2 separate regions of the Homo sapiens genome follow, and region 1 is linked to region 2. Evidence: read pairs that join two places in POLR2A ChIA-PET (ENCODE). Cell type or tissue: Caco-2. All regions are shown on one strand. Each heading gives the region's core, and the rest is flanking DNA. Links, peaks and the distances in the headings are about the cores only. Region 1 overlaps HNRNPUL2 (heterogeneous nuclear ribonucleoprotein U like 2). Region 2 has its middle 14 kb from the start of ASRGL1.

Region 1 (6,031 bases), core at 807-5,806, 400 kb before region 2:
TGTTGCAAAATACAGAAGCCTAGGGAAAAACTCCAAGTTTTTTCCTCTTGCAGAGAAGTTGCTAAATATACAACAACACCTTTCTGCCCCAAATGTGCAGTCTAGATGCGGTATTATTTATGGATCTCTTGTGACTTAGTGGTTTGCTCTTGCAACTTTCAGTAGAAGTCCCTGATAAAAATACAGCTGTGTATAATGCACTTGAGTCCATTTGCCACATGAATAAAGCCATGGATGGCTGTGTATTTCAGTGCAGGAAAGGGAAATAAAAGAAATTGAGGCTTCTCTGTATCATGAAGGTGTGGAAAAGTGTTACAAAATATGTACTAACTGCCTACCTTAAATCTAGATCTGACAAGAGTCAAAATTAAATTAACCTTTGAGGTTTTCTTAGAGACCTAGAGGATATTTTTTATGTCATATTGATGGGGAAATCTGCAAGTTTGACCTGATTTAAGTGGATAAATTTAGAATGCAAAAATTGTCCAATTTTTATCTAGTGCTTGACTGTAATTAGCCCATAATGCCCCTTTTTAAAAAAATTAAATCACAGCCAATGACAGAAAGCTGATCTTTAGAAATAAAATGTTATGTGAATGTAGTGGGAATAACCTGGCTGTTTTGATCAGACAGATTCTCAGATTCCCTGTTAGTGTCTATTAGTTGTGAGCTTATTCTACACTCCAGTATGAAAACTGCTGATTTTCTTTCCCTCGTTTTTGTAGGAGATGACCAGGATAGTGAAAAGTCAAAACCAGCAGGCTCAGATGGTGAGCGGCGGGGGGTAAAGAGACAGCGGGATGAGAAGGATGAACATGGCCGAGCTTACTATGAATTCCGAGAGGAGGCTTACCACAGCCGGTGAGGGAAACAGTCCCTTTCGTTGAAGGGAGTGTCTGCTCTGATTTTGGTATACCTGGTATTGACTGGAGAGACTGGAAGGAGGGTGGATTCAAAATGGAATAGGTTTTTATAGGCATGAGTTTTAGATTGCATCTACCATGGAAACTCCTATTGCCCTTTCTCATTTATTGGAAAAAGCTGTCTGCTGGGATTTGATATTCACTGACAGTTTAAAATGGACATAATGTCATACACACACACCCCTCAAAGAAGAGGGCTTTGTTTACATTGTGTTTCTTTTCTATCTTACATATATAGCTCAAAGTCTCCACTGCCTCCTGAAGAAGAGGCAAAAGATGAGGAGGAGGATCAAACTCTTGTGAACCTGGACACGTGTATGTATAAGGCAGACAGACTGTGGTTTTTAACTAATCTCCTAAAAGTGATTTTGGAGATTAAAACTTCATAGCCTATAAATTCTATGAGACTTTGTATCCACTACAACAACTGGTATACTTATGCTCTGTTGGCGGCTTACAAGTATTGGACATTGGAGTAAACTGATTGCTTCTTTCTTTACAGATACCTCGGATCTGCATTTTCAAGTGAGCAAAGACCGCTATGGAGGGCAGCCACTTTTCTCAGAGAAGTTCCCCACCCTTTGGTCTGGGGCAAGGAGTACTTACGGAGTGACAAAGGGAAAAGTCTGCTTTGAGGCAAAGGTAGCTCATTAAGACCATTCATTCATTCATTCATTTATTACTGGATGCTTACGGTTCTTAGAGGGGGAAAAGAAGATTATTATCTCTTTTTTTTTGAGATGGAGTTTCGCTCTTGTTACCCAGGCTGGAGTCCAGTGGCACCATCTCGGCTCACCACAGCCTCTGCCTCCTGGGTTGAAGCGATTCTCCTGCCTCAGCCTCCCGAGGAGCTGGGATTACAGGCATGCGCCACCACACCTGGCTAATTTTGTATTCTTAGTAGAGATGGGGTTTCTCCATGTTGGTCGGGCTGGTCTTGAACTCCCGACCTCAGGTGATCCGCCCGTCTTGGCCTCCCAAAGTGCTGGGATTACAGGCATGAGCTACCGCACCTGGCTGGGGAAGAAATATTTTTTTAAAAAGACCGTTCATTTATTCATTAAGCTACTACCTATGTATACTGGACTTCTGTCCAATCAGGCTTTTATTAGTGCAGGTAGGTAAAAGCACTGTGCTTTAACAAGAACCTTAGTTTCAGTAACCAAGAAATTGATCCCTGTGGCTTTAAGTTCAGTGATTGTTATTCTGATGTTGAGTTGAGGTAAATGTCGTTTTCAGTTTGTATAAAAATCTTGTCCTTCGAACTCAGAGTTTGCTACTCAGTTGGTCACAATATCTAATAGTTCCCTTTCTGACTTGGCCAGGTAACCCAGAATCTCCCAATGAAAGAAGGCTGCACAGAGGTCTCTCTCCTTCGAGTTGGGTGGTCTGTTGATTTTTCCCGTCCACAGCTTGGTAAAGTTATTTCTTTAAGTTCCTCATTAGTGTTTACTACCATATTGCTTACTCTATGGGAAGTCCGGTTGTAGGTAACTAATTTGTTGACTGTTCTAGGTGAAGATGAATTCTCTTACGGTTTCGATGGACGAGGACTCAAGGCAGAAAATGGACAATTTGAGGAATTTGGCCAGACTTTTGGGGAGAATGATGTTATTGGCTGCTTTGCTGTAAGTGCTCCTGAAAGTTGTGGGTTATAACAAGGAGCGGATAGAGGGCACTGGGAATTCACTTGTGCTTCCCATCAACTGCTGGCTTTTATGCATGTGATGTGTGTGGCTCGCTTAGTTACTTTGTGCAGCAGTCTGTGTGAAAAAAGAATAAATTGTAAAGTTTAATCAACCCAAAGCCTCGTCAGCCAATAAGTGCTCTTGTCCCTTGTCATTGTAGAATTTTGAGACTGAAGAAGTAGAACTTTCCTTCTCCAAGAATGGAGAAGACCTAGGTGTGGCATTCTGGATCAGCAAGGATTCCCTGGCAGACCGGGCCCTTCTACCCCATGTCCTCTGCAAAAATTGTGTTGTAGAATTAAACTTCGGTCAGAAGGAGGAGCCCTTCTTCCCACCACCAGAAGAGTTTGTGTTCATTCATGCTGTGCCTGTTGAGGAGCGTGTACGCACTGCAGTCCCTCCCAAGACCATAGAGGAATGTGAGGTATGCCAAACAGTATACGAACACTGAGGTTGTATGCTTTGCAGAGGTGGGTGCGTATGCTCTCCAGGGTCTCAGAGCGTTACCAAACAGGAATGGGAGGATGTTCTTAAATTGGTTTTGATAAACATGACCCTCATTTATTTTTCATTATATTTCTGGTTCTGTTTTTTGCAGGTGATTCTGATGGTGGGACTACCCGGATCTGGAAAGACCCAGTGGGCACTGAAATATGCAAAAGAAAACCCTGAGAAAAGATACAATGTCCTGGGAGCTGAGACTGTGCTCAATCAAATGAGGGTAAGTTGCTGTTGGGGATTTGTCGGATACAGTATTTGGAGACTCTTATAACCTATCTTTAATGGAGAATTAGTCTCAAGTGTCTGAGAACAAGGGTCCCAGAAATAGAGAAATGAGATTTTTCTCTATGCGTTTTAGGTGGATTGATTTTTTTTTTCTTTGCTGTGTTGTCAAATTTCTGAAAGCAGATGAGATCTGAAATACATCCAGGTTAAGACTAGATAGAAATGACTACTGCAGGAAATGGACAACATTCACAGCACTGAAGAATGGGAATAGAGTGATATCATAGATTCAGTATTTGAAGAGGTGACATTTACCAATAACTCTTGGGCTTTAACTTGCAATATAACTTGTGTTTTGTTTTTTTTTTTCACTTCCTCTCAAACTAATCAGATGAAGGGTCTCGAGGAGCCAGAGATGGACCCCAAAAGCCGAGACCTTTTAGTTCAGCAAGCCTCCCAGTGCCTTAGTAAGCTGGTCCAGATTGCTTCCCGGACAAAGAGGAACTTTATTCTTGATCAGGTATTAATCTGATAAAATTGCCTAGAGTCAAGGTGGGATGTGTATATAAAGAGAGACTGAATTAAGGAGCAGAGTCAGCTTACCTAATTATGACCATCTGGTTGTGTGTTATGGTTGCAATGTTTTTTGAACTCAGAGGTACCCCTAATTAGTGTTTTTACTTGAAAATATATGGACCCAGGCTATAAAACATGTAATAAAGACAATGGAAAGAGTTGGAACTCATTTGAATTCCTGGCTCCACCACATTCTGGTTTGTGATCTTGGATAAGTCCCTTATCCTTTCTGAACCTCAGTTTCCCTGATGAGCAAAACAGGATAATACCTGTCATGTAGTTTGAAAAGTTAAAGAAGATCATGTGTATTGACCCTTTATCTCGTGTCTAAGTTGTCAAAGATACTGAGTCTTTTTTTTTTTTTTTTTTTTTTTTGAGACCGAGTCTCGCTCTGTCGCCCAGGCTGGAGTGCAGTGGCGCTATCTCGGCTCACTGCAAGCTCAGCCTCGTAGGTTCATGCTATTTTCCTGCCTCAGCCTCCCGAGTAGCTGGGACTACAGGTGCCCGCCACCATGCCTGGCTAATTTTTTGTATTTTTAGTAGAGACAGGGTTTCATCGTGTTAGCCAGGATGCTCTTGATCTCCTGACCTCATGATCTACCTGCCTCAGCCTCCCAAAGTGCTGGGATAACAGGATTATAGGCGTGAGCTGTCACGCCCGGCCTTTTTTTTTTTTTTTTTTTTTTTTTTTTGAGATGGAATCTTGCTCAGCCGCCACCCAGGCTGGAGTACAGTGGCGTGATCTCAGCCCACTGCAACCACCATCTCCTGGGTTCAAGCGATTCTTCCGTCTCAGCCTCCCAAATAGCTGGGATTACAGCACCCACCATCATGCCGAGTTAATTTTTGTATTTTAGTATAGATGAGGTTTCACCATGTTGGCCAGGCTGGTCTTGAACTCCTGACCTGAGATGATCTGCCCACCTCGGCCTCCCAAAGTGCTAGGATTACAGGCGTGAGCCACCGTGCCCAGCTGATACTGATTCTTTTGGTTAAATCTGAGTGATAATTTTCTTCCTAAACATCAGTTATTCCTCCTGTTCTTAGTGTAATGTGTACAATTCTGGCCAACGGCGGAAGCTATTGCTGTTCAAGACCTTCTCTCGGAAAGTGGTGGTGGTTGTCCCTAATGAGGAAGATTGGAAGAAGAGGCTGGAGTTGAGGAAGGAAGTAGAGGGAGATGATGTGCCTGAATCTATAATGCTGGAGATGAAAGGTGGGTGTCTTAGTCCATTTTCTGCTGCTATAACAGAATACCATAGACTTCATAATTTGTAAGTAATAGAGGTTTATTTCCCTCATTCTGGAGGCTAGGAAGTCCAAGAGCATAGCATTAGCATCTGGTGAGGTCCTTCTTGCTGCATCATTCCATGTCAGGAGGGCAAAAGGCAAGAGGGCACATGTGAGAGAACTTGCTTTTATAACAAAGCCACTTTCACAATAATGGCATTAATCTATTCATGAGGATGGAATCCTCATGACCAAATCACATTAAAAGTCCCACCCTCTCAATACTGCTCATTGGGGATTAAGTATTCAACACTTGTACTTTGGTGGGACATAACTCAAACCATAGCAGTGGGCTAAAATTGTACAAGTTAAAGAGATCTTATCCCTGGTCAGTGCACACCTTATTGAGGTCTCTTAGCAACTGGAGTGACACTCTACATCTAAAATGTAAATCTGAAGAGGAACTTAATGGTCGTGAGCACTTGTAGATAAATGAATGAACAGAGAGAAGCAATAATTTTGACTCATTGTTTTCTTGGTTTGTTTTGGTTTGGTTTTGAGACAGAGTCTCACCCTGTTGCCCAGCCTGGAGTGCAGTGGTGTGATCTCAGCTCACTGCAACGTCCACCTCCTGGGTTCAAGTGATCCTCTTGCTTCAGCCTCCCAAGTAGCTGAGATTACAAGCATGTGCCACCATGCCTAGCTAATTTTTGTATTTTTAGTAGAGATGGGGTTTCGCCATATTGCCCAGGCTGGTCTTGGAACTCCTGACTTCAGGTGATTTGCCCGCCTTGGTCTCCTAAAGTGCTTAGATTATAGGCATACGCCGCTGTGCCTAGCCGCCTTGGCTCGTTTTGAAAAAGATACAGAAAGGGAAATAGTGAGCCA
Region 2 (6,031 bases), core at 697-5,696:
GGTCAGAGAGAAAGAGAACAGGGCAGGGAGTGTCACAGTGTTCTTCTATACAATGTCTGGAATCTATGAATAACATCAGTTTCTAAGTTGTGAGTTGATTTTTAACTACTGGGTTTAGGCCAGGCAGGCCCAGGACTGGTTTTGGGCCTGGCGCCGGGCTGCCTGTCTTTGGTTTTACTTCCTTGTCATTTTTTCTTAAAACAGGTACTGAGTATAAAACAGTATAAAACAATATGAGAGGGTCTCTCTCTTCCCTCAGTTTGAGTTGATTGTATAGAGAGGTTTTCACCTAGAGTTTGGTGCCCCCAAAACTCCAGGTCAAAGGGCAGTGAAGAGTCATACCAAGTGTGAAGTGAGAGGGCCAGGGATGGAATTCTGTCCTTCCTTCTCCAAGCCTCGTGCTCTCCCTGTCCCTAAATGATTTGACATCCTCTGCAGTTTCATATTGTAACTCACAATTTTTTTTGGAAAGAACTAAGATGTAAGTAATAAATCAGTTCCTGTTTGTTCTAGTAATTTATTACCAACCCTATACTATGGATTTGTAAATACTTATATCTTTTTATCTATCTACTCTCTATAACTGTTTCCTCATCCTAGACTGCAGGTTCTCCTTGGCAGAGATTGTGTCTGAAGCCCATAAGACACAATCCTCTTGGGCACAGGAGTTTTGCCAAGCAGCTTCTCAATAGCTTGTGCTGTGGCTAACCCTGATGATGAAAAGGCAATATGGTGATAGCAAGATTTGAATCTCTGTTCTTTTCTGATGGGATAAACGAAACAGCCAAAGAGACTTCTTTTAGAGCACCATCATTTCTTAGCGTCTTCACCAGGGGTCGGTGAGATGAAGCAGCCACCCTCCAAGGCGGCCTCAGCCATCCTGACACCTCCAATGCGGAGGTGTGGGGTGCAGATACAGCGCTCTGGCCCCAAGGAGGCGCTGTTTCCCCAGGGATCGGCTGGCGGAGGCTTTGCAATGATGAAGTTGGCCTGTGGTGGGAGCCTCCTCCGTCTGTGGCCACCCTTCTTTGATACAAATAGTGTGCGCCTTGCGTAATGTCCTGGGTGACCTGTAATTTCCTCTTCTCACTCAGTAGTATATCTTGGACACCATTCTGTCTCAGCGCTATCGGTGGTTGTTTAGATTGTTTGCGATCTTAGCAAATGTAAACATATTTGTGATGGTCATGACGGTACCCACATTGCCCGGAGCCAGGGCTGTTTATAGAAATCACTCTTCATCTAGCCATAGGAGGCAGTCCTCACCTTCTCAGAAGGAGAACTGACTTACCTGGCTCTGGAAGTGGGCAGCGGGCTAGAGGGCACGTAAAGCTTTGCCTCTTCTTGGCTCTCCCAGCGGCTGGCCTGCCTTCAGGGTTAAGTCTTTTCCTCCTGCGACCTCTGGGGTATAATCTGCTGCAATTGTTAGAGCACTGCTGAAGGTAGGTAAGAGAGTTATTCTCATTTTCCACGTGCATGCATCCTCTGCTCTGCCCTCTGCACGTTTTTGTTTGTTTGTTTTGTTTTTTGTTTTTTTGACGGAGTTTCACTCTTGTCGCTCAGGCTGGAGTGCAATGGCGTGATCTCGGCTCACTGCAACCTTCGCCTCCTGGGTTCAAGTGATTCTCCTGCCTCAGCCTCCCGAGTAGCTGGGATTACAGGCGCCCGCCACCACGCCCAGATATTTTTTGTATTTTTAGTAAAGACAGGGTTTCACCAGGTTGGCCAGGCTGGTCTCGAACTCCTGACCTTGTGATCCACCCGCCTCGGCCTCCCAAAGTGCTGGGATTACAGGCGTGAGCCACCGCGCCCGGCCCTGGATTTTATATTTTTAAATGGTTAAAAAAATCAAAAGAAGAACAGTACTTTCTGACACATGGAAATTATGTGAAATCAAATTTCAGGGTTCAGAAATAAAGTCTTCTTGGGAAACAAACATATTTATATGAAAGGAAATCCAGGATGGAAATGGCTATGTCAGAGGCATCTAAAAAGTTGGTGGGTGGGTAGGAAGAGTTGGACCCAGGCCTATACACACCCAGACAGAATGTCACCTGTGGAACTGGGCCAAACTGTAAACATCCTGAAGAAGCAGGTACATTTAGTTTAACCTATTTATATTGGGCCTGATCACAAATCTCCTGGGGAGAGAGCTGTGCCAACATAAGCTGATCATCAGCTAGAGACATTCTAAGCTGTCAATCAATCACCATTAATCATAGACCATGCTAAGTTGTCCCACTTGTGTAAATTTACAGTAAACCTCTAAAACTCCTGCTCAACCTCACTTGGAGGGAACATGATTTAGCTGCTTGCTAGATTTGTGTCTCCCGCATTGCAATTCCTCTCTTGTTTGCTGCCCTGCAGGGTTTTTTTTTTTTTTTTGGTCGGGGGAGACGGAGTCTCGCTTTGTCCTCAGGCTGGAGTGCAGTGGCATGATCTAGGCTCACTGCAATCTCTGCCTCCTGGGTTCAAGTGATTTCCCTGCCTTAGCCTCTTGAGTAGCTGGGACTACAGGCGTGCACCACCATGCCCAGCTAATTTTTTGTATTTTAGTAGAGACAGGGTTTCACCATGTTGGCCAGGATGGTCTCGATCTCCTGACCTCATGATCCACCAGCCTCAGCCTCCCAAATTGTTGGGATTACAGGCATGAGCCACCATGTCCAGCCCTTATTTCTCATTAGTTGACACTCATTTGTTTGTTACATATTGTCTCTGGCTGCTTTCACCCTAGAGTGGCAGGGTTGAGTAGCTGGAACAGACGATGGTGGCCTACAAAGCCTCACATATTTTCTTCCTGGCCCATTGCAGAAAGTTTGTTGATCCTGAGTTAGGCGATTGACACTTTTCTTTCTTCTACACTTATTAGCCTTTCCAGAAGTATGTGTAATGAGAGGAGGATTCTCTCCTTTGCATGTTGGTCTAGCTAGTTGATTAGCTATTTGATCTAGCTAATGGTGTAGCTAATTAGAGATGGCAGGTAGTTAGCAAACATTTTACTTAGATTATCATTTAGACCTCCATTACTGTAGAGCTGTGTAGAGCAGTGTATTAGTTGGGGTTCTCTAGAGAGACAGAACCAATAGGAGATTATATATAACTATATGTTTGTATAAATATATAGGGGGATTTGTTAGGGGAATTGGCTTATGTGAGGATGGAGGCTGAGAAGTCCCATGGCAGGCCAGCTGCAAGCTGGAGAACCAGGGAAGCCTGAAGCGTGTCTCAGTCCAAGCCCAAAGGCCTGAGAACCAGACAAGTTGATATTGTGAAATGGAAGTCTGAGGCTGAAGGCCTGAGAAACTGGGAGGCAGCTGATGTATGTTCCAGAGTCCAAAGGCCAGAGAACCTGAAGTTCCTATTGCCTAGGGCAGGAGAAGAAGGGTGTCCCAGCTCCAGCAGAGAGACAGCAAGAGCAAATTCACCCTTTGTCTGCCTTTCTGTTCTACGTGGGCCCTCAGCTGATTGGGCCCACACTGGGTGAGGGTGGATCTTCCCAGTGATTCAAATGCCAACCTCTTCTGAATACACCCTCACAGACACACCCACAGATAGTGGTTTACCAGCTATCTGGGTATCCCTTAATCCAGTCAAGCTGACACCTGAAATTAACCTTCACAAGCAGGGAAAGCTTAAAATGAAGCCTGAGTGTTCCATTCCTGTGCATCTTAGGGTCAAGGGCCCGTGCTGAAATTCCTGTGCCGAGTGTCTGCCTGGGGTGACCCTGGCAGCCTCACTTGCTTCTTCTGAGCTGGACTAACATTGTTATCCTCCCTATGCTCAAATAAATCTAGACCATTCTCTTCCAGGAGCCACTCTAGAATATGTTCCTTTCAATTGATTAATGAGAAGAAATAATGTATGTGAAAGTACTTTATGAGATGTAGAATAGAATAATATATTGGACATGATTATTATTTTATAAAATAGTCTTGGCTGAGTTCATTTAATTTGCCTGACACACCCTGGAGCAGCCTTTCCAGCCACCAGCTGATGTCTTCCTCCAGGTTATCCTGGGCTCCTTCTCTGCTGCTCGTGTTGTGTTCTGCCCTTTGGACAAAGAAGGGTGTGCTTGCTGACCCAGAGCTGCCTTTCCTTGTTGGCATTCCTGTTGTTTTATTTTTGTTTTTGTTTGTGTTTCTTTGTGAGATGGAATTTTGCTCTTGTTGCCCAGGCTGGAGTGCAATGGTGCGATCTCGGCTTAACTGCAACCTCTGCCTCCCGGGTTCAAGCAATTCTCCCACCTCAGCTTCCCAAGTAGCTGGGATTACTGGCATGTGCCACCATGTCCAGCTGATTTTGTATTTTTAGTAGCGATGGGGTTTCACCATGTTGGTCAGGCTGGTCTCGAACTCCTGACTTCAGGTGATCCACCCGCCTTGGCCTCCCAAATGTTTTACTTTTGTTAACCGAGGTCATCCTCTTTTTCTGATGGCAAACCCAGCTTCCTCCTGCCAATGTACGATGACCCAAGGAGTTGCTGTGCCTTTCGGAAAAGTGGGGAGGGGATGCAACAGAAGCTGGAGTGTCAGCAACAGAATCCTAGGCTCCTCCCCTCCTATAGGCAGGTTAACTGCAGAGCCTCCGGGAGCATGTCCAAGTATCCCGGAGGAGTCATCCTATATACCCTTTTTGGTTTCGGATTTTCTCATCACTGCTCCAGGCAATTCTGCCCGTCACTCCTTTTGTCAAGTTTACCCAGGGCTGATAACCACAGGTCCCTGACTCGAAAGCCAGAACCATCAGCTTTCAGTGGGAGCTATAAAGGTCAGTGTTGCCTTAGCCTCAGATGAACAGACACTCTCCTCAGAAGCACGGGCAAGTGGGAGTTTCACACTGGCCTGTTTTATACGTGGGCAGCTGAGGCTTTGTGCCTAAATTCAGGAATTTGCATGATCCCTATGCCCATTGTTTTTTTGAGACCCCAAATTTATAATGACTTCATCCCACAAGGCAATGCCTTGATAGGCTCTAGAGAATCTGCCAACTGTGTTATCTTCTCTCCAAAAACTTCTTCTCTCCCTGTGTCCCCATCCCACCACCCACTCACTCCTCACCCCACTCCATTCCTGCCACCAGCACACTTGTCATCCAAACTCTTCCCTCCAAGGTCAACCTGTCTGCTCAAACATTACATTTAAACAATTTTTTTTTTTTGAGACTGTCGCCCAGGCTGGAATGCAGTGGTGCGATCTTGGCTCACTGTAACCTCCGCCTCCTGGGTTCAAGCGATTCTCCCGCCTTAGCCTCCTGAGTAGCTGGAACTACAGACACCCACCACTACACCCGGCTAATTTTTGTATTTTTAGTAGAGTTGGGGTTTTTCATGTTGGCCAGGCTGATCTCGAACTCCTGACCTCAAGTGATCCATCTGCCTTGGCCTCCCAAAGTGCTGGGATTATAGGTGTGAGCCACTGTGCCTGGCTACATTTAAACAATTTTATAGGAAAAAATAATAATAATCTGATTAAAAGTGGGTCAAAGATCTGAATAGGCATTTCTCAAAAGAAGACATACAAATGGCAAACAGGCAAATGAAAAGGTGCTCAACATCATTGATCATCCAAGAAATACAAATCAAAACTACAATGAAATATCACCTCACCTTAGTTAAGATGGCTTTTATCCAAAAGACAGGCAATAACAAATGCTGGGGAGGATGTGGAGAAAAGAGAACCCTTGTACACTGTTGGTGGGAGTGCAAATTAGTACAACCACTATGGAGAACAGTTTGGAGGTTCCTCAAAAAACTAAAAGTAGAGCTACCATACGATCCAGCAATCCCATTGCTAAGTGTATACCCAAGAGAAAGGAAATCAGGATTTTGAAGAGATATCTAACTCCAAGGTTTACTGCAGCACCATTCACAATAGCCAAGATTTGTTAGCAACCTAAGTGTCTATCAAAGATAAATGGATAAAGAAAGTGTGGTACATATACACAAGGGAGTATTATCCAGCCATAAAAAGAATGAGATCCTGCCATTTGCAGCAACATAGGTGGAACTAGAGGTCATTATGTTAAGTGA

What was found. Peaks named below come from ENCODE experiments on the same cell type or tissue, not always from the same donor. Only the 100,000 strongest peaks of a DNase experiment are listed, where the experiment ranks them.
Region 1: POLR2A ChIA-PET joins it to region 2 with 5 read pairs; 3 of 35 experiments call an interaction of 5 or more read pairs at or near these places.

What each region holds. Positions count from the first base shown.
Region 1 is chr11:62,719,121-62,725,151 of GRCh38, reverse strand. It overlaps HNRNPUL2 (heterogeneous nuclear ribonucleoprotein U like 2), which reads left to right. Exons shown (of 14, transcript NM_001079559.3): 2 at 726-861; 3 at 1,162-1,238; 4 at 1,426-1,565; 5 at 2,249-2,339; 6 at 2,439-2,551; 7 at 2,772-3,035; 8 at 3,210-3,332; 9 at 3,729-3,857; 10 at 4,961-5,129. HNRNPUL2-BSCL2 (HNRNPUL2-BSCL2 readthrough (NMD candidate)) reads left to right here. Exons shown (of 24, transcript NR_037946.1): 2 at 726-861; 3 at 1,162-1,238; 4 at 1,426-1,565; 5 at 2,249-2,339; 6 at 2,439-2,551; 7 at 2,772-3,035; 8 at 3,210-3,332; 9 at 3,729-3,857; 10 at 4,961-5,129. Among named protein-coding and RNA genes, the nearest start is that of HNRNPUL2-BSCL2, 5.2 kb to the left of the region's middle. In Caco-2, for the core only: a CTCF peak has its summit at 2,942; a DNase peak (open chromatin) is centred at 2,981.
Region 2 is chr11:62,320,014-62,326,044 of GRCh38, reverse strand. No RefSeq gene overlaps it. Among named protein-coding and RNA genes, the nearest start is that of ASRGL1, 14 kb to the left of the region's middle. RefSeq lists an enhancer at 361-862. In Caco-2, for the core only: a CTCF peak has its summit at 910 (motif pointing right); DNase peaks (open chromatin) are centred at 974 and 3,304.